3 separate regions of the Homo sapiens genome follow, and regions 1 and 3 are each linked to region 2. The links are chromatin loops, found by intact Hi-C in ENCODE. Cell type or tissue: PC-3. All regions are shown on one strand.

Region 1 (8,000 bases), 760 kb before region 2:
TGTTTAACACTACTGATCATTTCAGCATTCTTCAGGAGCATGGATTTTGAACAAGGAGGCCAGAACAAAGTAAAGAAGTTAGTCTAACCATTAGAATACATTAGACACACCCATTGACCAATGGGGGGCAAGTGCCACTGTATTAGAGAAATTGATGATGTAATATTCAGAGAATAATAAATAGTGCTTCCAGCTTGAATGATGCATAGTCTCTTTTTAGAAGAAAACAATGCTGACAAATAATTTTATTATCATAATTAATTTAAATATACACAGATGCTAAACTAAGTATAATCTTAAAAACATAACCCATGTATAAATTTAAGTATAAGCAATACTGTGTAAACATTAACATTTAACATAAAAGCTTAGACAAGCTTTTATGAATTTATAAAATACAAACAAATCCACAAAATCAATAGAATTAAGATTAATCTTTAATAGGATCAATGATGTTGGTTTGCTAAAACAAAATCATTTCTTGCCATGTGGATATGGTCCTGGGGCTATGGCACAGGTTTGTGTGAGTTGGCCACGACTCTGCTGAATGTGCTGCATGCCGCATGATGACTCAGTGTGTCTTCCATCTTCCTCTATCCTAAATATCATGACACTTTTGTTTCTACAGGATGCTGTGAGGTCATTTGTTCCTCACTTGTCAATGATCACATTGTTTGTGTTGAAGTCCATCACACTCATTTTTCACTAGTCTGAGAGAATTAAAGCAGTTCTATTTGACCCTTATGCTGTCATAAACACAAATCTACATGTGGACATAGAAATTCTGTGGTTTGAGTTGGTCATTCAGTTGACCCACAAGATATGAATATTGATTATTTTTATATTTTCATCAATATGAAAACAAATTAAAAAAACAATATCAGAATCTCATGAACTCAGAGAAAATGTCCAGTGGGCTTAGTTTGAGAAATACTGGCATGAAAAGCCCAATGGCATGACTAGCTCCCTGATATGGGGCAGGAATTGAGGGAAAGATCAGGGGCTTAAATTGCCAGAGGGTGACAAAATCAGTTTCTACCTGCTGTAATCTATATCCCAGCAAAGTTGGTCTGTTCTCAGATTTACTGGCAAACTGAGGCAACTTAATTGCTCATTCGCGTTCTGCTCTTCAACTATTATTCTGTATCTGGTATGGTGCTGCCATGCCTCTCTGATAGTGACCACTTGCCGTCCTGCCCAGTGGTAGGCTTAGGAATTAGGGGTCTAATCTGGCTGCTCATTGTCCAGAAGCACAGACTGGAAACTCTAGTCTGAAAAATGTTTATGCTATTCTAATATTTGAGTGTGTATCTGTATCATCAGGAGAATTTTAGATAATAGCCATTAGGAGGTCCCAAGAGAATGGCCTATATTTCTAGTTGTAAAGGGTCTTTTGGAGTAAAGAAGGAACACTGACCAAGGAAACGTTCAGACAACTACAAGGAATCCATGAGCTTGGTTGCCTTTTACAGGAGGGGCAGATAAAAAGGATATGGGCTGTAACTGGCTTTGATAACGCCCCAACCCAATGAAGAATTTTGAGTTGTTAAAACATGTTGTTTCTAGACTCCAAACACTGACCCACTTGGGAGAAAATGAGGCAGCATGGTACCAGATCTGTGGGATCTGTTCCCAAAATCCTATTGACAGGCTTGGTCCACTTGCAGGTCACCCTCCATGGTCTTTGGTCAACTTTTCTGTGGTCATCATAGCTTGATGGGACTTTCTCTGGCAGTTGTCCCATTCAAACCAGTTGTCCACAGCCTTGCCTGCTTCAAGAGTCCAAGGACCAAACCTCAAGGAGTACCTCAGATTGTTCCCCAAGTGCTGCCACTGACCTCATTTGGACTGACGATGCACTTAACAATTTGACTTTCCACTCTTATTTTTCCTGAAACTCAATACTCCCAATTGAGTTCTACTAGCTGTATTTGTGAAAAGTAATCACAAACATTTTTTTAGAATACAGTGAAATGTGAAGGAATGATTTATTGTGTACATGCATATGGCAGAATATGTGTAAGTGGTTATAGATCAGTTCTGGAATTAGACAGGCCTGAGTTTTAACTTAATCTTGCCACATAGGAGCTGTATGAACTTAGACAAATTACTTAATCTAAGATGTAGTTTTCTTATTCATAAACATGGATCATAATAACACCTATTTCATAGCGTTATTGAGAGGACTAAACGGGATAGCACAGTGTCTGGCACATAATTGGCACTCAACAAGTGGTAATTTATTATTATTAATTGAGCATTTATATATGCAGGCCTCTGGGTTAGGCCCAAGGGATGCAAAGATCTCCATCCTCAAGTAGCTCACAATAGATCTGAGTTCTTCCCAGGGGACACTCAGAAGGGGTCCAACAATCAGATTTGATGTCAAATCAACTGAATTTGCGACCAGAGTAAACAGAATTTCTCCTCATTGCCCGACCCTGATTAGGATGGGATTAATTGTATAGCCTGCGTTCTAGAATTAAACTGCATATTGAGGCTGAGAACATCCAGGTGGGGAGACGGGAGGTCAGCAAGTCCAGTTTCCACAATTTTATGGTTCAGACTTGGCCTAATTTGGCCATTCTGGGAAGTCTTAGAATGGCAGCAGAGAGGCTCCTCAGCCCTTGTTGAGAGATGCTAATGAAGAATTTGTGTCTCACCAATGGCTACTGCATGAGAAAGCTAGAAGGAACCTCAGGCCATCGTTTCTTACTAATGGTCAAAAACATATGCCTCAAGCATGATTCATAAAGATATCATTTTAGTCTTTGCCTCCTTATTTCTGAGTCAGTACACAAATAGCTTGTTTTCTGAAGCTTCAGGGAAGCCCAGATTGACACATTAGCCAGGGAGTAATGTGCCTTCTTTCTGGGCTGGCTGTCCATAATGCATTCAAATCCAGAAAAAAAGTAGGAATTTGTTCAAAATTTATCAATTGGGCCATTTTCTCAATGACAAACAGATGGCTCCTTTGAGTTATTCAGAGGGAGAAGATTTTTTTTTCCTTTTGTTCATCTCAGTTTTTATGGTTTAAAAGAATTAGTGTTTAATCCCAATTCTAAAATTGTTAATTAGTTTGTATTTGCTTCACTAAATCTGTTAAATAGATTTTTATCACTTTAGCTATATCTCTCTGGCAGCATCTGGTGTCAACTTTGCAGAAATAATGTTGGTTTTACAGCCAAAAATCAGAGGTTAAACCTCCAGGACTACAGATGTGACAGCATTAAAGGGAAATTCATCACCCCCAAAGCTTTCATTCCCATATAGTTTAGAATCAGCCCAAACATGAACCAATGTTCTTTTTTCCCTTTCATTCTCCAGGAGCACTGTGGCTCAGTTCCTTTTTGATTTATGAGTGTGGTTGTTGCTGATGAGATCTCCCAGGGAGACCTCAATCTGCCCCAGCTAGAGGCTTGGAAAACAGTGGAGGATCTTCTTGCTCAACCCCCTTTCTGTTGCTTTCAGGGGATTCCATCCAGGGCTAGGGCTATCCATCAATTCATTTGACAATGGGCATGTATGAGGTGAGGGCTGTGCGGGTACAAGCTCTGTAGTGTCACCTGCCGGCAGGGGGCACAATAGGGCAGAGCAGCAAAACGAAGGCAGTGTATGTTACAAACGAGCTACTCTGAACTCAAATCAGTGCACCTGGGGGAATAATTAAATGAAAGACAGCAAATCATCATAAAGGCTGGGGAATTTGAGTAACAGGGAAAACCTGTTGGGCAGCAATCAATTTAGGTCTCTGTGGTAGGCTGAATAGTAGCCCCTAAAAATATCTACTTCTGAATCCCCAGAACCTGTGAATGTTACTTTATAATATGGCAAAGGGTATTTTGCAGCTGTGATTAAGCAGCTTGCAACGGGGAGATTATTCTGGGTTCTTTGAGTGGACCCTAAAGGTAATCATGAGTGTCCTGATAGGAGAGAGGCAGAGGGAGATTCCACAGAAGAGGAGAAGGTGATATGATGGTGGAAGCAGAGATTGAATTGATGAACTTTGAAGATGGAGGAGGAGGCCACAAGCCAAGGAAGACAGACAGGCACCAGCCGCTGAAAGAAACAAGGAAACAGATTCTCCTTTCAAAGCCTCTGGAAGGAATTAGCACTGTCAACACCCCAACTTTAGCCCAGTGAAATTGGTTTTTGGGCTATGTACTACCAGAACTGTGAGAGAATAAATTTGTGTTGTTTTAAGTCACCATAATAATGGTAGTTTGTTGCAGTAGGAATGAATACAGTATCTTTTCCTTGCTTAATGCCAAAGAGTTCCACTGCAGCTGCCAGAGGTATTTTACAGGGCCAAGAGGAGATAGCAGGGATCAGCATAGTGCATTGACTTCTTCAAGAAGAGCTCCTTCTTCTGAAGTCCATCTGTAATACAGGTGTGGGCAGCTGCAGCCTGAAGCAGAAATGGGACTAGCAACTGGGAAGCCCTGTGTGATTGGCGAAGAACGTTTCTGAGTGTCATGGACCCTAGGCAATAGCAGACAGTGTGAGAATTCTCTGCAATTAACATATTTGCATAAATATTAGGAAGAGGCCTGATTAGCACAGTGAGCGTGACTCAGAGGAAAGTGGAGGGCAGAGGTGATCAGGGAAGAGGCTCTGAAGAGGGGTGAGGACAGAGATGCCACCCTAGGCACATCCAATGCTCTGATGGAGAGGGACTGGTTGTGAACAGCTAAGTTGCTATGGCCTTGCCCTTCAGATGTAGCTGTGGACAGTGGGAGGGGAATCTGTGGGCAGACCTCTGGAGCTACCATCCCCATTTCACTCAAATGACTCCAATTTTATTTGTTGGACACATTGGGCTTCCAGGTGGAATTTCACTTAAGAAAAAATTTTACTGGTGGAAAAAGATTTTGGGGGGTAAATTTTAATTTTGATACAATTTTACATGTACAGAAAATTGCAATAGTACAAAGAATTCCCATTTACCCTTCCCTCAGATTCACCAAGTTTGCATTTTGGCCTATTTGCATTATCATTTGTTCTAAGTATTAATGTTTTTTTTCCTGAACCATTTGAGAGTAAGTAGGCATTATATTCCTTTACCTCCAAATATATCAGTGTGTATTTTATTAGAACAGGACATTTTGTTATATAACCATGGTACAATGATGAAAATTGGGAAATTTAACACTGACAAAATGCTGTCATCTAATCTTCAGCCCAAATCCAAATTTTGCCAATTGCCTTTATAGCAATTTTCCCCCCGGTCCAAGATTTGATCCAGCATTGCATTTATTTCTCATATCTCTCCAGTCTGCTTTAATTTGGAATATTTCCTGAGCTTTTGACCTTGACATTTTTGAATAGCACAGGTCAGTAATTTTGTAAATTGTCCCTCAGTTTGGGTTTGTCTAACATTTCCTTATGATGAGATTCAGATCTTGCATTTGAGCTTGAAACTCACAGATGTATGTTGTGTCCTTCTCAGAACATGGTATTTGAAGGCACATGTGGTTGCTTTGTCTCATGGGTGATGGTGGCATTGATCCCTTGGTTACATTGTTGTCCTCCAGGTTTCTTTACTGTAAGTTATAATTTTCCCCTGTGTAATTAATAAGTAATTTTTGAAAGATACTTTAAAACTAGGCAAATATCCTGTTCCTTATTGAATCATCACCCACTAGTTTTAGCACCCACTGGTAATTCTTACTTGTGTCAAAAGAAAAAATTACAACAAATTTAGTTTAAAGATTGAATTGACTTCCATTTGCCATTCCAGAATCAGGCAACATCTCATTAAGAATGACTGTTCTAATGAGCTGAGCAGAGGAGATTGACTTTATAGGCTGAAAAGCACTGAAGAAAGCAGAAACAGAGAATAAAAAGTGGATTGGTTGTTTCAAAGTTGCTCTCGTTATGGGGTTAAAACAGAGGGGACTTCCTTATGCCGACTCAGGTAGACTAGAATCTCTTGTTTTTTGGAAAACTTGCCTATTTCAAAGTTCAGTTTGATGGCATGGCACTCAGCACAAAATTTCCATTCTGGTTTGGTCTGGTCTACTTGGTCCTGATGCAGGAGGCTCGTCCAAAACAGGAGCCTCCCATAAACTTTGTTTAACTCTTGAATCTATAATAACTGTGATGATTGCAAAATGGCGATTTATCTAACTCCATCATTTTTTCTACATTAATTTGTTGGCATAATTCTAAAAGAAAGATCTTTCTCTTATCTCCCACTTGTTTATTCACTTATTTAATTATATCAGCATACACTCATAGATTCTTATTTTATTCAATGAGTTTTTTTTTTTTTTTTTTTTTTGAGATGGAGTTTCACTCTTGTCCAGGCTGGAGTGCAATGGCATGATCTTGGCTCACTACAACCTCCACCTCCCAGGTTCAAGTGATTCTCCTGCCTTAGCCTCCCAAGTAGCTGGGATTACAGGCACGCACTACCACGCCAGGCTAAGTTTTGTATTTTTAGTAGAGACGGGATTTCACCACGTTGGCCAGGCTGGTCTCAAGCTCCTGACCTCAGGTGATCTGCCCGCCTTGGCCTCCCAAATTTCTGGGATTACAGGTGTAAGCCACTGCGCCTGGCCTTCAATGAGTTTTAAGTCATTATTATTGCTATGTATTTTGATGTTCACATTGACCCAGATTTGGCCAGGAGAAGCCCCTTCAAACTGGCCTTTATGTTTTTTGATGTGCTGCTTCTTCTTCATTTTTTTTTTAAGCACTTTTTTACTTTTAAGATATCCCAGGTCCTTCTTGGCTCAAACTTGCAATCAGCCATTTCTTCAAGAAACCCTCAAATTATTGTAAGAAACAATGTTTAGAAGACCTGGGCCGGCATGGTGGCTCATGCCTGTAATCCCAACACTTTGGGAGGCCAAGGTGGCCAGATTGCTTGAGCTTCGGAGTTCAAGACCAGCCTAGGCAATGTGGCATATCCCATTTCTACAAAAAATACCAAAATTAGCTGGGTGTGGTGTGCCTGTAGTCCCAGCTAGTGGGAGGCTGATTATATCTGTAAATCCAGCACTTTTGGAGGCCGAGGTGGGTGGATCACCTGAGGTCAGGAGTTTGAGACCAGCCCATCTACCCTGTAGGGAACCATTCTCATTAGTTTCTGGCTTATCTTTTCTCAATTTCCTTTCACAACTAAGTAAGCAAATACATGTAATTTTCTTATTTCCTCTTCCTACACAAAAGGTAGAATATTACGTATACTCTTTTGCACTTTGCTTCTTCACTTACAAGATATTTCCTGGAAATCACTCCACATTGCTTCATCTTCATTCTCTTTTACCACTGCATAGCACTGCATTGTGTGGATATAATTTAGTTTATTCAATAAATCTATCTATGAGCATTTAGGTTATTACCAATATTTTGCAATGACAGATAATACTGCAGTGAATAAACTTGTACATATATAATTTTGTATTTCTGCAGGCTTATTTTTAGAGTAAATTCCTAGAAGTGGGATTTCTGGAACAAAAGGTAAATGCATATATAGTGTTGTTAAATACTGCCAAATTCCTTCCCATAAGGCTGTATCATTTTGCATTCCTACCAGCAATGTGTAAGAGTGTCTGTTTCTCCTCAGCCTTGCCAACATAGAGTGTTGCCAAGTTCTAAAATTTTTGCTTATTATTCATAGGTGATAAATGTCATTTCACTGTAGTTTTAATTTGCATTTTTCTTATAATGAATTGAACAACTTCTCATAAGTGTTTAGGGGCATTTTATATCTTTTTTAGGTAAATTGTTTGTTCGTGACTTTTGCTCATTCTTTTTTATTTCTTTTCCTTTTTCTTTTTTAGAGATGGAGTCTATCTATGTCATCTAGGCTGGTCTCAAGCTCCTAAGCTCAAGCAATCCCTCCCGTCTCAGGTACTCCTCATAAGCAGCTGGGACTACACGCATGTTCTACCATACTTGGCTTTATTCATTTTTCTATCAGGTGTTTTTGCCTCTGTTTTTGGCCCTCACTTTTTTTTTTTTTTGAGGCGGACTCTCCCTCTGTCTCCCAG
Region 2 (8,000 bases):
GATTACAGGCGTGAGCCACTGTGCCACTGCGGCCTCCCACACTGTTCATTGTTATGGCATTCTGCACCTCCATAGTGGTTCTCTACATGAGTTCCGTGGGCAGAAAACCAAAAAACTCATCAGGGGCAGCTTTGGGAAAGCCTGAAAGATAAAAGGGACAGAACCTAAAATGAGAGCAACAGTTCTGAGCTGTGACCAGTGAGATACCTTGGCGGGCTCAGTGATCTGCAGATGGCAGGGCAGGGCATTTTGTCCAGCATTTTCCAGTGATGCCATGTGGTAGATCCTCAGAGGCCACTGCAGAGGCATGGAGATTTCAGCTTCATCCTGCTGCCAAGAGTCCTACTGATGAGCAGTGGCCATCCAGACTTACTATTCCTTCAACTCCAGTCATCTCTAAGCTTGTCTGCATGGGGGCTACTAAGAGCTCACTGTGAGAACGAAGGTCAAGGACTCTGGGGTCAAAGTGTCTGGACCTATTCACCTCCTGGCTGTACCACTTCATAGATGTGAGATAAGTTACTAAACATATCTGTGCCTCAATTTTCTCAGGTATAAAATGGGGACAATAATAGTATCTTTCTCAGAGAGTTGTTGTGAGAGTTTATCTAATGAAATGTGTATAAAGTACTGAAAACGTCAATAAATACTATTTTTATGACTTCCCAAGGGCCTGCTGACCACTCTGGAACAGTTGAGGCAGTGAACATAGAGCCATGACCACAGACTTGCTAGGTGTTACAAGTTACTTAGTAGGTGTTACAAGGCACATCCAGAACAGGGGAAGGTGGCAACAGAATGGCATGAAAATAACTATATTAGTTTTCTAGGGCTGCTGAAACAAAGTCCAAAAACTGAGTGGTTTAAACCAGGGGTCCCCAACCCCCAGGCAACAGACCAGTACCACTCTAAGTTACATGCTCCTTATAAGAATCTAGGCCGGGTATGGTGGCTCACACCTATAATCTCAGCACTTTGGGGGGCAGAGGCAGGGGGATCACGAGGTCAGGAAATCGAGACCATCCTGGCCAACATGGTGAAACCCCATCTCTACTGAAAATACAAAATTTAGCTGGGCGTGGTGGTGCATGCCTGTAATCCCAGCTACTCGGGAGGCTGAAGCAGGAGAATCTCTTGAACCCGGGAGGCGGAGGTTGCGGTGAGCCAAGATCACGCCACTGTACTCCAGCCTCAGCGACAGAGTAAGACTCTGTCTCCCAAAAAAAAAAGAATCTAATGCCTGATGATCTGTCCCTGTCTCCTATCACCCTCAGATGGGACCACCTAGTTGCAGGAAAACAAGCTCAGGGCTCCCACTGATTCTACCTTATGGTGAGTTGTATAATTATATCATTATATATTAAACGTGATAATAATAGAAATAAAGTGCATAATAAATGTAATGTGCTTGAATCATCTTGAAACCATTCCCCTGCAACCCCCCAACCCTGGTGAAAAAATTATCTTTCATAAAACCAGCCCGTGGTGCCAAAGAGGTTGGGGACTGCTGGTTTAAACAACAGAAATTCATTGTCCATGGTTTGGAGGCTGAAAGTCTAACATTAGGGTATCAGTAGGTGAGTTCCTTTTCAGGGCTGTGCAGAAGGATCTGTTCTAGGCCTGTGTCCTTGGCACGGATGGCACCTTCTCCCTATGTCTCTCCACATTGTCTTCTCTTCACGCATGTCTCTGTGTCCAAATTTCTCCTTTTTATAAAAACACCAGTCATATTGGATTAGGCTCCACCAGAATGACCTCATTTTAACTTGATTACCTCTATAAAGATCCTATCTCCAAATAAAGTCACTCTCTAAGTAGGGCACTGGGGATGAGGACTTCAACATACGAATTGTCAGGTGATGCAATTCAACCCACAACAATGACTAATGAAAATTGTTACCATTCATTAGGCAGCTAACACATGTCAAGGATATAACTATGACTTTTTAGCACCCACAGCATATCTTCGGGTTATCTACTAAGAAAGTGGAGGTTCAGAGCATTTAAGTGACTTTCGAAGATTATTATACAGTTAGCAACTGGCAGAGCCAGGATTTGGATCACAACTGTCTGATCAAACCCATGTTCTCTAAATGTCATTTAACAGTGTCCTTTTAGTTGGTTCCAACTAGCCAGTGACAGGATCGTTCTTGTGAAGGTGCCCATCTCTGGATCTCCTCTGTTCACATGCAGATCCACTCGGACTCCAGAAGATCGTAGACTCTCAAAGCAGGCAGGACCCTTTGATGTCATCCTTTCCACCCCCTACTTTACGGATGAGGAAACAGAGTCCCTAGGAGACTAGTTACTTGCAGGAGGTCACATAGGAAGTGGGGATGTTCTGAATCTGCTCTCTACCCAACACTGCCTCTGCTGGAAGAAATTTTGAACTTTGCTGGTGGATCTAATTTATTTGGCAAATGGTTTCACAGATTTAAGCCATTTATACAAAATCATGAGATTAATCATTATTAATCAAACACAATCTGACACCGTATGAAATAGGCAAGGGATAGGTCTGTTATGCAAGCATCCTGCAGCCTTAATTACTGAATGGCTGGAATGATGGTCGGCCCCTCACATTTATCACAAGAAACATTCAGCTTCTTAGATAACTCATTTTCTATGCCAATGCTTTGAACAGTAAGAAATAAAGGAAACAGCAATCTGTGCTTGTCACAGGAGATGTTATCTAGAAAAGGAGGAACACATCAAATGTCCACATCCACTCTCAGACTGCACACGCAGCATTGCTCCATAATAGGATCAATCTTCTCTCAATTACCAGCTCTGGGGCACAGCCACCTTGTTGAGTGTCTAGAGCAAATGTCCCCTGCCATGTGATAGACATATGGCATTCTGCTTTCTCTGTCCCAGAACAGAGACCAAGTTTCTCAGGATCATTAGGCAAATGTTAACAGAACTGAGACAGCAACACGACCACACGACCACAAGGCTTGCAGCATCAGGTGTGATTCTGTGAAAAGACCAAAGCCCTACTTGCTGATTCAGCTCTGCTTCTCAGAAACTGTACTTCCTGGGATAGATTCCTTCAGCTTCTGGGACTCAATTTCCTCATCTTCACCATGGGGGAAAGGGTTGCCTACATCACAGGTTGTGAGGATTCAATAAGATGATGGCTGAGAAAGTGCACAGCGCAGTAGCTGGCGCTGAGTAGGGGCTTAAGTATTTTTTAATTAAAAATATATGGCAAATAATTTTCTTCCCTCTAAAGCTCATCTGCAGTAATCTATTCTTCCCTTATTCATACGCAAATAAGGAAGGACGGAGTTGTAAATATTATGGGCCTAACTTGGCCCATCTCTGTTCTAATGCTGCCACCTGCTGGACAGCCAACAACCCACACAGGTATTTCAAGGGGATGCCCTGATACTAATGGGAGACAATCTCAGATGCATCTAGGCAAATCCTTCCTTCCCTAACACACTCCCCCTGGCCTCCATCCTTCAGATCTAGACCTAGTGCACCCCTGACTTATCGGATCCTGGGGTTGACTCACAACCTAATTTCCTTGGCAGGAGGTATTTTTCAGACAGTGTGACGTCTGCCTAATAGATCACAGCTCCCAGCATTGGGAACATGAGGACAGCTATGGGCTGAGTTGCCCAGGGAGTTCGAAACGAGCATGCGGCCTGCAGACATGTTTTGTTCAAACTGCATCATATTGGCCCACACTGTGTTTAATAAAATTCAAATTACCCACCAGCACATAAATATCAGATTTCACCTAAAAACGTGGATATTTTCAGCATGTTGTAAAATCTAAAGATATAGCAACACAAGATCCACACTCCTTCATGACAGCAATTAGCCAGAGCAACTGCTCCCTTCAGCCTGAGCATGGCCTCACCAGTGTGACACACTCCCTACCACTCCCTTTCGGACCTTTCCCTTGACCTGCTTCACTTAGGTTACTCTGCCCTGGCCCTGGAGCCACAAAAATTGTTGTCTCCCTAAACCAAAGCACAAAGCATTGCATAGACTAGGATGGCTAAATAGAGCAGCAGGAGTGAATAAAAGAATGATTTACACCTTAAAGTAATAATGTTAATAATTAGTAATTACCAAGCACTTACTTAGCTTGTGCCAGGCACAGAGGAAAGCACTTTGACCCTAACTTTTTGACCCCAAATATATTTTCATTCCATGGTACATTTAAATCTCACATTTCTGCTCTTCTCATTTGCTTTGTTCTCTGTGCCAAGAAATATAAAATCCCTAACTCATCCAATTCTTAACAAATATTACCTGCAGAAAGAATCTGTTCGAAGTAAAACTAGCAATGGCAAAAGCTTCAAACAGTAAAATTTGTTACGACCAAAAAATAAAAATAAAAAAAGAATCCTACATCTTAGGTAATATTGAAAATAGAAAATTCGAACTAAAAATTTTCATATAAAAGAATAGAATTTTTAATCCCAGCACTTTGGGAGGCCGAGGCAGGTGGGTCACTTGAGCCCAGGAGTTTGAGACCAGCCTGGGGAACATGACGCGACCCTGTCTCTACTAAAAATACAAAAATTAGCCAGGTGTGGTAGTGCACACCTGTAGTACCAGCTATTTGGGAGGCTGAGTGAGCCAAGATCATACCACTGCATTCTAGCCTGGGCAACAGAGCAAGACCACGTCTAAAAAAAATAAAATTTTCTTTACAAATTTTTACCTGTCAATTTTACCCAGGAGAATTGTACTTGCTAACAACAATGGCCAAGAAGAAAACTCACAATAGTAAAAGTAATAATTAAACAAGATAAGAAAAAATGCTAATTACTGAGCCTTAAAAAAAATGTATGTGGAAAAAATTGACCTCAGTAGAAACAACTTCAGTAGAATAAAACTTTAAATTGGGAAAAATAAGAAATCACTTAAATGTATTGTATAGAAAATGGTTCAAGAAGTTATACTGGGTCTATAATTCTTCCCTTCCCCCCTATATCATAGAAAATCCATGTCAATAGCCTAGCATGTATCCTTCCATATATTTCTCCATATTTATTTAATCTCTCATACTCACATTCATATTGAGGGAGGCTTTTCATTGATTGTCTTACAAAAATCTAATCATACTATGCACATTTCCTGACATCTTGTTTTTCTCACTGAATAATATCTTACAGAAATCTCTTTCAATCAGACTGGGCTTATGCATAGAAAAGAAAGCCTATGAAAGGGATTGCTAGGTGGAAGGAATCCACCAGCACTTTTTATTTTTAAAAGAAGTTGTCAGATTACTTTCCAAAAGGACTGAAATAATTTACATTTCCTTGGTCAAAATTATGCAGGGGCCTTTTCCCTACATCTCACCAGCAGGCGGCATGACTGCTGCTTCCCACTAGTCTGACGGGGTAATAATCTCCGTATTACTTTACTCTGCATTCTCTAACTTCTAATAAATTTGAGCAACCTTTCCTATGTTTGTTGACAACTGAATTTGCTTTTCCACAAAGTGCCTATTTATAATACTTGGCCATTTTTTACTGGGATATTTGTCTTTTGCTTGCCATTTGTAAGAGTTTATAGTATATTTTCATTACACATATTCTACCTGTCACCTGCGGTACAGTTATTCTTTTCAAATCACTTGCTTGTCTATTGACTCTGCCTATGATATCTTTGCAATACAGGGGTGTGAATTTTTATGTGGTTAAATGTGATTAACCTCTTGTTAAAAGAGTCTTCCCCCATCATCTCGCATTCTTAGAAAATCTAGGAAAGTAGTCCCCCAGATTATCCTGCAAGATATTATTGGTTAATGTTTTATATTTAGTTTATATGTCTCTATTTAACCTATTTTTTAATATGCATAACATATGGGTCCAAAGTTTTCTTCCAAGTAGACAGCCAGTTGTGCTAGTATCATTTATTATAGAAACATACTTTCCCACTGAACTTAACTACCAAGATGCTTATATATTCCAGAATCTACTTCCAGAGTCTTTATTTTCTTCTACTGATCTAGTTACTTGTTCCAATGCCAATACAATATTTAATTTATTAGTATGCTCTGAAACCTTTTAAACTCTCACTAGTCTTTTTATCATGTTTTGGGGGGCCATCTGGGGGCATTTGTTCTTCTATATAAATTTTAAGATCATTTTATCAAATCCCCCCACACCAAAGCCACTGGGATCCTAATAGGAACAACATAAAACATATATATATATAAATTTTGGAAGAATTGACCATTTTTAATAATGTCTTCCTATCCAAAAATATAGTGTTTTTATTTGTTTATATCTTGTTTTAGGTCCTTCTATAAGCTATATAACTTCTAATGAATTATCTGCTTCATGTAAGTCCTATGCCTTTCTTGTTAAATTTCCTTCTGTTCTATAATTTTGTTGTTATTAATTGAATACTTGTTAACATTTCCATTTGCAGCTTTTTAAATACTAGGTAAAAATTAGTGATTTTTGTATATTTATCCTGCATCTATACACCTAGCTAAATTTTTTTTACCTCTAGGAGGTTTTTACTATAGTGTCCTGGATTTTCTATATATATAACCATATGGTCAGGAAAAAAAGATTATTTTTCTCCTCTTTTTCAGGATTTTGACCAGTTGGATTATTTATTTATTATATTTGCAAGGACTTCCAAGGAATGTTAACTAATAACAGCAAGAGCAGGCCTTCCTGTCAAGTTCTTAGTTGAACTTGGTTTTACCATTTCACCATTTGGGATATTTGTTATTAATTTTTGGTAAATAATATTTGTTTTATTGAGAGTTTTTATTATGAATAATTGCTACATTTAAGCAAATATCTGTTTTAATTTATATGTTGACTTTTCTCCTTTAACCTGTTTAACTTGTTGATTAATAAATTACGCTGGTCGAGGCCAGGTGCGGTGGCTCACGCCTGTAATCCCAGCATTTTGGGAGGCTGAGGTGGGCAGATCACTTGAGGCCAGGAGTTCAAAACCAACCTGGCCAACATGGTGAAACCCTGTCCCTGCTAAAAATACAAAAATTAGCCAGCCATGGTGGCACGTGCCTGGAATTCCAGCTATTCGGTAGGCTGAGGTACAAAAATGCCTTGAACCTGGAAGGCCAAGGTGGCGGTGAGCTGAGATGATCCCACTGCGCTCCAGCCGGGCAATACAGAGAGACTCTCTCAAAAACTAAATAAATAAATAAATAAAGTTGGTCAATTTCCTAATATTAAACTATGTTTGCATTCTTGAAGTAAACTATTTTTGTTTTAATACTCATTAGATACATTACTAGGATCTACTTGCTAATATTTAATTTAGAAATTTTACATTTATAATAACATGTGATCATTGTTTATGATCCAGATAGTGCATAAAACATTTGAATTACCTGTTCTTTAAAAATGAGATGAAACTCACTTGTATATCTGTCTAGTCCTATTGTTTTCTTCAATCATAGCTTTGTAATGACTTTTCTAACATCATGTGTGGTAATTAGTAGTCACATTTTTTACTTCAGCTTACTCCTTTTGAAGATGTATTTTTTGCTGAGAAATCAACTATTGTATCTGTTTTCAAATGTATAGCCATAAAGATGCATGTAATACCCCTTACAATTGTTTTTATCTCTATCACTTCTAATTTTATAGTTTTCTCTTTTTTCTTTAATCATAGAACCAGTGTTGGAAGTCTAGTCTTTCTGCTTCCAGCCCTAGTCCTCACACCACTGCTCCATACCACAACCTTGGAGGCTAATTAAGGCTGAATCAAAACAATTTTGACTGATATGATGTAAAAGACTTAGTCAATTGAAGAAATCAGATTTTTACACAGTTCAAATTATTCTTATTTTTACTTTTAAAAAAAGCTGTCTTGGCATAAGTAGAATCAACAATAAGACATATCCATGCTTGGCAAAATCTTGGGAAATTTGAGTTCTTATTTAACAAGCAGATTCACTGTTTTCTTGATCCTAAAACTGGTTTCTGACCAGCACTGATCATTTCCATGGAGGAAACAAAATCTATCTGAATCTGAATGTTATT
Region 3 (8,000 bases), 87 kb before region 2:
AAGAACTGCAAATAATAAAAATAGTAACTATTTTTAGTGATGATAGTATTGGTGTTGTTTCTAAATGCATACATATATAATAGAATAAAGCAAATAAGCAACTATGTTCTTGTCATTAAGAACCAAGATTCTCTGCATAAGAGGAAAAAATTCCAAATCAAATCAAAGTTAAGCAAAGTCTTGTAATCCTAAATTTGAATTAAAAATATCAGTATAAATTCATAATATATTTTATCTTTTAAAAGTATTTCTACAACCAAGCCTGGACATCTTTTCTTTCCAGAAAGCAGGAAACCTGTCAATGACTACCAGGGTCAGGGTCATGTCAGGACTCAGGAAGCAACTCAGGAAAGAGGCTCCCACTGGCCAGACATGGGAAAATCTGAGCATCAAAAAGGATAATAACTGCAACTGCAACACATCAAATACGTTCCCATTCATGAGTTCCTAATGATACCATAAAACAGAAAAATCTCAATTATCACTTCTGGAGGATGGAAGGGAACCAACCCACTAATCCAAATACTGGTAAATACAGGGAAAGAATCAAACATTTAACCTGTGTTTCCTGATTAAATTATATTATAAAGTAGCAGATGGTTGGTCAGATAAAAAAAGCATTTCTATAGAACTATTCTATACAATAAATGAAGAAGGGATGACAGAATTTATGGCTCTTGGCAATGATTATCAATGGCTGTTCCACTACAAAAACAGACAACCAGTCATTATAGGCTGGTGGATGGAAGTACATGATAATACTTGTAATGTAGACTTACAAGTAAATAAGTACAGCTGAATCAGACCGAGTCACTAGATCTAGCTACCATTATATAGGAAATATAGAGGACAAAGGAGCATGGTAAAGGGCACCATAGAGATGCAATCTTATCTAGAAAATAAAAAATGACCTGCTCTCCTCAACAAATGAATTACAAGGGGACAAAAACAGGGCTGAGGAAACTATACATTTAAGAGACTAAGAAATATCAACCAGTTACAGTGTGTGAATCTTATGTAAACCCTGATTCAAAGAAGCCAACTGAAAAAAATATGAAATATTGTAGAAATTTGAACACTGGACATTTAATGATATTAAAACATTATTGTCCTTTTTTTATTGTGATAATGTTATTATGATTTTTTTTAACATCCTTTTCTTTTAGAAATGCACACAAATATTCACAAGTGAAATGATATGACATTGTGGAGGTATTTCAATTAATCTGGTGGGGAGTGTAGATAAAACAAAAGTAGCTGTGAGTTTATTGTTTTGGCTGGGTTATGGGCACGTGGGGGTTAATTATACTATTTTCTTAAAATTTTGTGAATTTTTAAATTTATCTTTACAATTTCTAAAGCAAGAGATTCATAGAGTGAGTAATCATTATGCTTCGGGTATAAATAATGGTAGACCTTTGAAAGCAAATAAACGAGTGGGAAAATCCACTAAGCACGGATCACTCATCCCAAAATGTATCTTTTTCTTTAGTCACTTTGGGCAGCCTCACTTTTGCCAGGGGCCAGATTAGCTATTAAACATATGCCCCCCTCAGAGTGTGGCACATCAACAAACTCTCCTTCTGGAGAGGATGCTACTACACCTTTCCGCTGAACACTGATAGCCCAAGCTAAAATGGCTTTTCCTAAAGCTAGTCGAGGGCATTCTGCTAACTCCCAGTCATAATGGCTGGGTTGACGGTAGTGAGCACCCTGCCGACGTGTTCAATAACATCCCTCAAACACTCAGGCAGCTCAGTCACCTTTCCTTCCTCTTACCTGCCCCCTCTGACCTGGCCTATCTAGTCCATGGAGAGCTCTCCTTCTGTAGGTTTTAACACTGACTTTTTCACTGAACATTCCCTGCCTGTACTGCCTGAATCATCTCTGTTCTCCAGGCCTGTTTTTATCAAAATCACACACACACACACACACACACACACACACACACACACACACACCACAGAGTACCTAGTGGCATCTTGTAAGAATAGCCATCATATAATACTAATAATCCACTGTGTGTCAGGCACTGCTAAGGCCTTTGCATTCAAACCTCACAATAACCCTAAGAGGCTGTATTATTATCCCATTTTACAGATAAGGAAACGGAGGCAAATTTATAATCCTTTGGGTATATATTAATTAACTTAACTGAAGCCACACAGCTCATCAATGGAAGAGCTGGGATTTGAATCCAGGCCCATCTGCTTGCAAAGCATGTTCATTTAACCGCTACACTGAATTGCCTTCTTTGGCAGCAAAGTGGCTATTCATTCAGTGTTTGCTGGGAGATATATGCACATAACTGAGAAATTCGGGATCCTGCCTCATGCCTTCCCTTCCATATCTTCACTATATCCCAGTGTCTGCCATCCCCTCTGTTCCATGTAATGCAGGGGCAGAAGGATGCATTCCACTGGGCCTGTAAGAATATAAACACATCTGGAAGGAGGCTGCTGCCAAGCAAACCATATTCCCCCCCAGAGTGTGGACAGGGTGAGGTGTCTATAAATAATCATAAGAGTGTGAAGAGATTCTCTCCCCTGGGGCTCCCTTTGCAAAAGTTTGATGGTAATTGATGAGGCTACAGGGACATGCCAATCCTTCTGCTCTTAGAACCAGGTGTGGTTATTTACAGAAAGTGTCACTTTCCCAACCCTCCTCTTCTGTCTCTTCCAGAGGCTTGGAGACCAGCAAATATCAATTTACTGCTACCCTGGGGCACAAGGCAAGGAGCCACCTGTACACTCCACTGCCAACAAACCAGACTCAAGCTTCTACTCTGGCTGAGTTACTTCTTTGGAAATTTGGAGACAGCAAGAGGTTGACAACAGATTTGCTCCTTTTCTGGTGGAGGGAGGACAAGTGGCCTCTCTGGGACCATATCACAAACTACTAAATCAAAAAAATCTGGAATTCCCGCATTGCCCAGCTCACAGTGGAGAAATAAATAGACCACTGGATCAGAAGGCAGAACATATGGATTCTGGCCCAAAATGGACAGTCTGTTAGCCAATATCTGGGTTCCAGTGTCAACATTTGTAAAATAGGGGCTAATCTTTCACATGACAGACACGAAATGTTTTTGAAAAGAATGAATTAAGTGATGGAGTCAAGTGATCTGTATGGCATGAGAGAACATCATTCTTATAGTCATTATTACAACTCAGCCCTATAAGTCCTATTACAATTAATCCTGTAAGAACCATTAGGAGTACCCACCATAAGCCTCAGAAAATGCCTTATAACTGTACTGCCAGCACCCCCACAGCCTTGCTGGTCAGTGGCAACAGCAAAGTCGAAATGCAACATACACGTGTGATTTGTTGGGCATCTGAATTGTGGGTGAAGATCATTTTGTTATAACAAGGTTTACACCAAAAAACAATCAATTTCACAAATAAATAAAACATTTTTGAGAATCAGAAGGCAGAACTACATTTCAAGGTTGCTCTACTGAGCCTGAGACTCTACCCGGAGTTACTGGATCTCAGCCTGTAATGAATGAAAAATTGTCCTGCTCCTTCCTTGCTGAGGATGACGCTGAAAGACCACACCAAAGGATGCATGAGCTGATTCACGCAGAGCCAGAGGGAGGAGCAAATTATCCAGAAATAGCACTGCAGTCTGGTATGCCAGTTTTGCTCCAGGCTTCACATAGGCCGTTCTGTCCACAGTGCCCTCAGACAGTGGCTCTCCTCTGTGCTACCCACTCCTCTGCAGTGACCACAGCTCACCTTTCTCAGCCCTATAAAACTGGAACCTTGACCTGTAAATGGCAGAGCCAGGACTGGAATCCAGGTCCATCTACTTCCAAAGGATCATAACACCTTCCCAGTCTATAATTGGCTCCCGCTACAAGGGCCCAGACCCTCAGGGATCCAGTTAGAGTCAACAGGACTTTGTGTGCAAAAGGAACTATATCTTATTCTCTTTAATCAATCCTTGCCTTCAGCCACCTGGCCTTTCTGTGTTTCCAGAATGCGGGCTTGTACTTGGAAAGGGAAGCCCTAAGGCTGCCCCCAGTCTAAAGAGGGCATAAGGCTAGACTGGCCTGGGTAGTTTCACTCTTTCGTCAGGTGAAGAACCTTTTTCCTTTCCTCAGAAGTTCCAACTCCAAGAAAAAAAAATCGATTGAAAACACGTTCAAAAAAAAACTTAGTTTTATTTTTTTCGTCAGGAGATGTTTTCAAAAAAATTCTGCTTGTCTGATTTTGTATTAGAAAGTAGGAGCATAAACAATGATTTTTACAAGCCATAATAATCGGTAACGTTTATAAGCACTTTTTTAGTTCAGGTGCCATAATTTATGCTAAGTGATTTCCATAAATTGTCTCAAATAAATAAATAATCTGCATAACATTCTTCATCCCTATTTTACAGATGAGAGACTGAGGCTTAGAGTAATTTACCCAAGATCGCACAGTAGGGGGTGCAGCTGAAATTCCAAAGCCCCCATACCACTCACAGCCCCACACTGGCTATATAGGCTCCAGGATTCCTTCTCCAGAACCTACTAAATAGCCTTTTAAAAATTCCCTTTCTGAGATAAAAAAGAAATGTGGTATACACATACAATGGAATATTATTCAGTCATTGAAAGGAATGAAGTTTTGATACATGCTATAACGCAGATAAACCTTGAAGATATTATGCTAAGTAAGCCAGATACAAAAGAATAAATGTTGTATAATTCCACTTATATAAAATATCTAAAATAAGCAAATTCATAGAAAAAGTAGAATATAGGTTACCAGGGGATGAGGGTATGGGGGCATGGGAAATTACTTTTTAATTGGTACAGTTTCTGTTGGAGTAATAAAACACTTCTTGAAAATAGTATTGATGGTTGTACAACATTATGAATGTAATTAATGCCAATGAATTATACATTTAAAAATGGCTAAATTGCAAATTTTACGTTATGTGTATTTTACCACAATAAACAATATTTTAAAATCCCTTTTCTGTTTACATTAACCAAAATTTATTTCTGTTGCTTGCAACTAAGAACCTGACTGAGATGCTATCTAAGATGGATACTGTGCTCTAGGCCATGATGGTAGTGACCAGCCAAAATCACCCTGAAAAACACAAAAACCAAACAGATGAGTAAAACCTAGAATAACAGTCTGCCTACACAAAGACTAGATTTGGAGATTCTTTCGCATGGATTATAAAGGTACCTTTGCAGGATGAGAGGTTGAGTTTTAGAAGCATCCAGGAAGAATGTTTTAACAATATGGCTTTCAATTTTAAATAGAAAAATATAAGCCAGGTACAGTGGCTCATGTCTGTAATCCCAGCAATTTGGGAGGCCAAGGCTGGTGGATTGCTTGAGCTAAGGACTTTGAGACCAGCCTGGGCAACATAGCAAAATCCCATTTCTACAAAAAATTCAAAAATTAGCCAGGCTGGTGGCATACGCCTGTGGTCCCAGCCACTCAAGAGGCTGAGGTGGGAGGATCGCTTGAGCCTGGAAGGTTGAGGCTGCAGTGAGCTGCACTCCAGCCTAAGTGACACAGCGAGACCCTGTCTCAAAACATAATAATAATAATAATAAATAGATATGTCATAGAAAGAAATTCTGAATGTAGCTCTTCTAGCCTGCACTACAGCAAACTTAACAATTTCATTAGGTGGCTGCACCAGGGAGCCATAGTGCAACAGAGTTCACCAAGGGCAGGGTGGTACTTAACCCAGATTTCCTGGAAAAGATGCTCATCATGGAGCCAACAACTCCCTGGGCTAGGAACCTGAACACAGCATGGAAAATAAAGAATCTCAAGTCACCCAAGAGTCCTAACCTCTGTGCCTGGCTGATGAATTCTCTGTGCTTGGTACTGGGCTGAAGAAGTAAACCAATTTTAGCTGATATTCCAGCTGTGCTCCTCCACCCCAAGCCTTTCCTCCAAATTGTCTCAATATTGCTAACTCATCTCCATCCCTAGGCCACTGACCAAGTCAAAGCATCATCTCTCACCTGTTCCAGGGCAAGAGCGTCCTGACTTGTCTTATCCATTTGTCAAATATGTATTGAGTACTAACCATGAAAGCACTGTTCTAGACCCTGGGAATAAAGTAGTGAACAAAAGAGACAAATCCCCTGGTCCTCAGGACACCAATGTTCCTGTAAACTCCAGCATTTAATATCTTTTTTTTATAATCCATCCTCCATGTTAGCCAACAATAAAATCTTTCAAAAACACAGATCTGATCATCGTCCACCCATACCAGAAATCCTCTTCTGGCTCCTCATCTTCCAAGGATGAAGTTCAAGTTCCTAAGCATGGTCCACAAGACCCTCTACACCTAGCCTCGCCAACACATAGAGACTCATCTTCACCTTCTCCCCTGTCCTGCTGTCCCATTTGGGATGAGAAGAGAAAGACAAAGCAAGCAGCACTTGGTGCATCTGGAACTCACAGGAAAAAGAATCAACAGGTGTATCTGGCCTCTGGTTCTCTAGGCACCCTGCAGAGAGGGATGTTTGGGCTGCAACACAGCTGTGTCTATCTATATTTGTCATCAGAGGGCTCTACACCCCTTTTTGTTCTTTATTTATATGGAACAAATGTGAAAGTGGCTTTGCCCCAGAAAGTGGGGAAATAATAAACATTTAGAACTCAGGCACCAAGGGCTCTAGGCTGAAGTGGCGGGTGTATAGGGGATTGCTGATAAATGCCAGCTGACTAGCACCTAGAGGCCCTGGGAGCTGCCACTCCTTGGAAAATTAAATTCAGGCACAGTTAACTCTGACTGAGGAAGGATTGGAGCCTATCCAGGTCCCATGAGAATTGCAGCCTCTTTGGGGAGCAGAGAATTGTCCATCTGAGCTACTCCATTGCCAGGCAACCCAGAGAGAGCCCCTAGCGTCATTCATTTGTCAGTTCCACACTATCTCCAGCTACAGCCCCATCATAGTGCATGCCCCCATCTGAGGCCCCAGACACATGGAACTCTTTATCCCCCAAGCATGCCAAGCACTCTGATGCCTCCACACCTTTACACATGTGGTTCCTGGCAACTGTGGCACTTTCTCCACTGTCTACTTCCAGATGTCAAAGAGAGCATCTGTCATCATTCAAATTCTGAATCTCTGCAGAGGCCTCTGATCACCCCCTACATATACACCCTTTTATACACTGGGCAAAATTAAATTTGCTCCCTCGGGGGTCCTGCTAAACTTTGTTTGTTGCAATCTATTTCTTCATACACTATCTTTCCACTGAGCTATAAGTCCCTTAAATGTAGAGACCATGCCTTGTTCATCTGTCTTCTTATCCCGTAGCACACAGCCTGCCACAGAGTAGGCAGTCAGAGAATGTCTATGGAAGATGTTGAATTGGAGTGGAAACCTCAAGCATTTTCCTGTCATGGAGACTTAGCACATACCGTTCCCTCAGCCTAGGAATGTTCTTCCCATCATTCCAAGTGACTGGCTCCTTGTTATTCCACAGGTGTCAGCTTTTACCTCCTCATAAACCCAACATAAAACATGTTATTTTTTCATACGGCACCCTGTTCTTTTTCTCCATCGAACTTTTCATAATTTATAATATCATATTTATGGTCTATATCCCCTACTCGACTGTCAACTCCATGATACATGGAATTGTGTCTATTTTGTTCACACTGTATGGTCTACTCAGTGTCTTGAACAGCACCTAGCACATATTGCACGCTCAATAAGTATGGAAAGAAGGGAGGAAGGGAGGGAGGGAGGAAGGGAGGGAGGGAGGGAGAAAGGGAAGGAGGGAGGAAAGAATCAGCAATTAGCCGGAGCTCCTGCTGGAGTTTTGTTTAGATGTATCAGCTGCTCCCAGTCTCCCCTAAGAACAAGCACTCAACAGCTTGTGCTCAGACCCAGGGAGAGCAGGGAGCGAGGCTGCGTGGACCTACCCGTGCTACACCTGGGTTGGAGATTCACATTTGTTTCTGTTGCCCTCCTTGAGGAATCTTAGAATAATGGTACAAACCTCCTCTGATCCTAATTT

What was found. Hi-C counts contacts between places; a loop is a spot of excess contacts. Peaks named below come from ENCODE experiments on the same cell type or tissue, not always from the same donor. Only the 100,000 strongest peaks of a DNase experiment are listed, where the experiment ranks them.
Region 1: it touches region 2 in a loop (11-fold over the local background); 105 of 110 quality-filtered maps call a loop at or near these places.
Region 3: a loop joins it to region 2, with 13 times the contacts of the local background. A loop is called at or near these places in 6 of 110 quality-filtered maps.

Annotation. Positions count from the first base shown.
Region 1 is chr11:11,024,700-11,032,699 of GRCh38, forward strand. No RefSeq gene overlaps it. Among named protein-coding and RNA genes, the nearest start is that of LINC02752, 87 kb to the right of the region's middle. In PC-3, a CTCF peak has its summit at 3,570 (motif pointing right); DNase peaks (open chromatin) are centred at 582, 2,732 and 3,582; H3K27ac peaks cover 314 bases; H3K27me3 peaks cover 275 bases.
Region 2 is chr11:11,784,605-11,792,604 of GRCh38, forward strand. No RefSeq gene overlaps it. Among named protein-coding and RNA genes, the nearest start is that of MIR8070, 5.4 kb to the left of the region's middle. In PC-3, CTCF peaks have their summits at 2,383, 3,358 (motif pointing left) and 5,357; a DNase peak (open chromatin) is centred at 3,347.
Region 3 is chr11:11,697,643-11,705,642 of GRCh38, forward strand. No RefSeq gene overlaps it. Among named protein-coding and RNA genes, the nearest start is that of MIR4299, 45 kb to the left of the region's middle. In PC-3, no CTCF peak of the experiment used is centred here; a DNase peak (open chromatin) is centred at 3,579.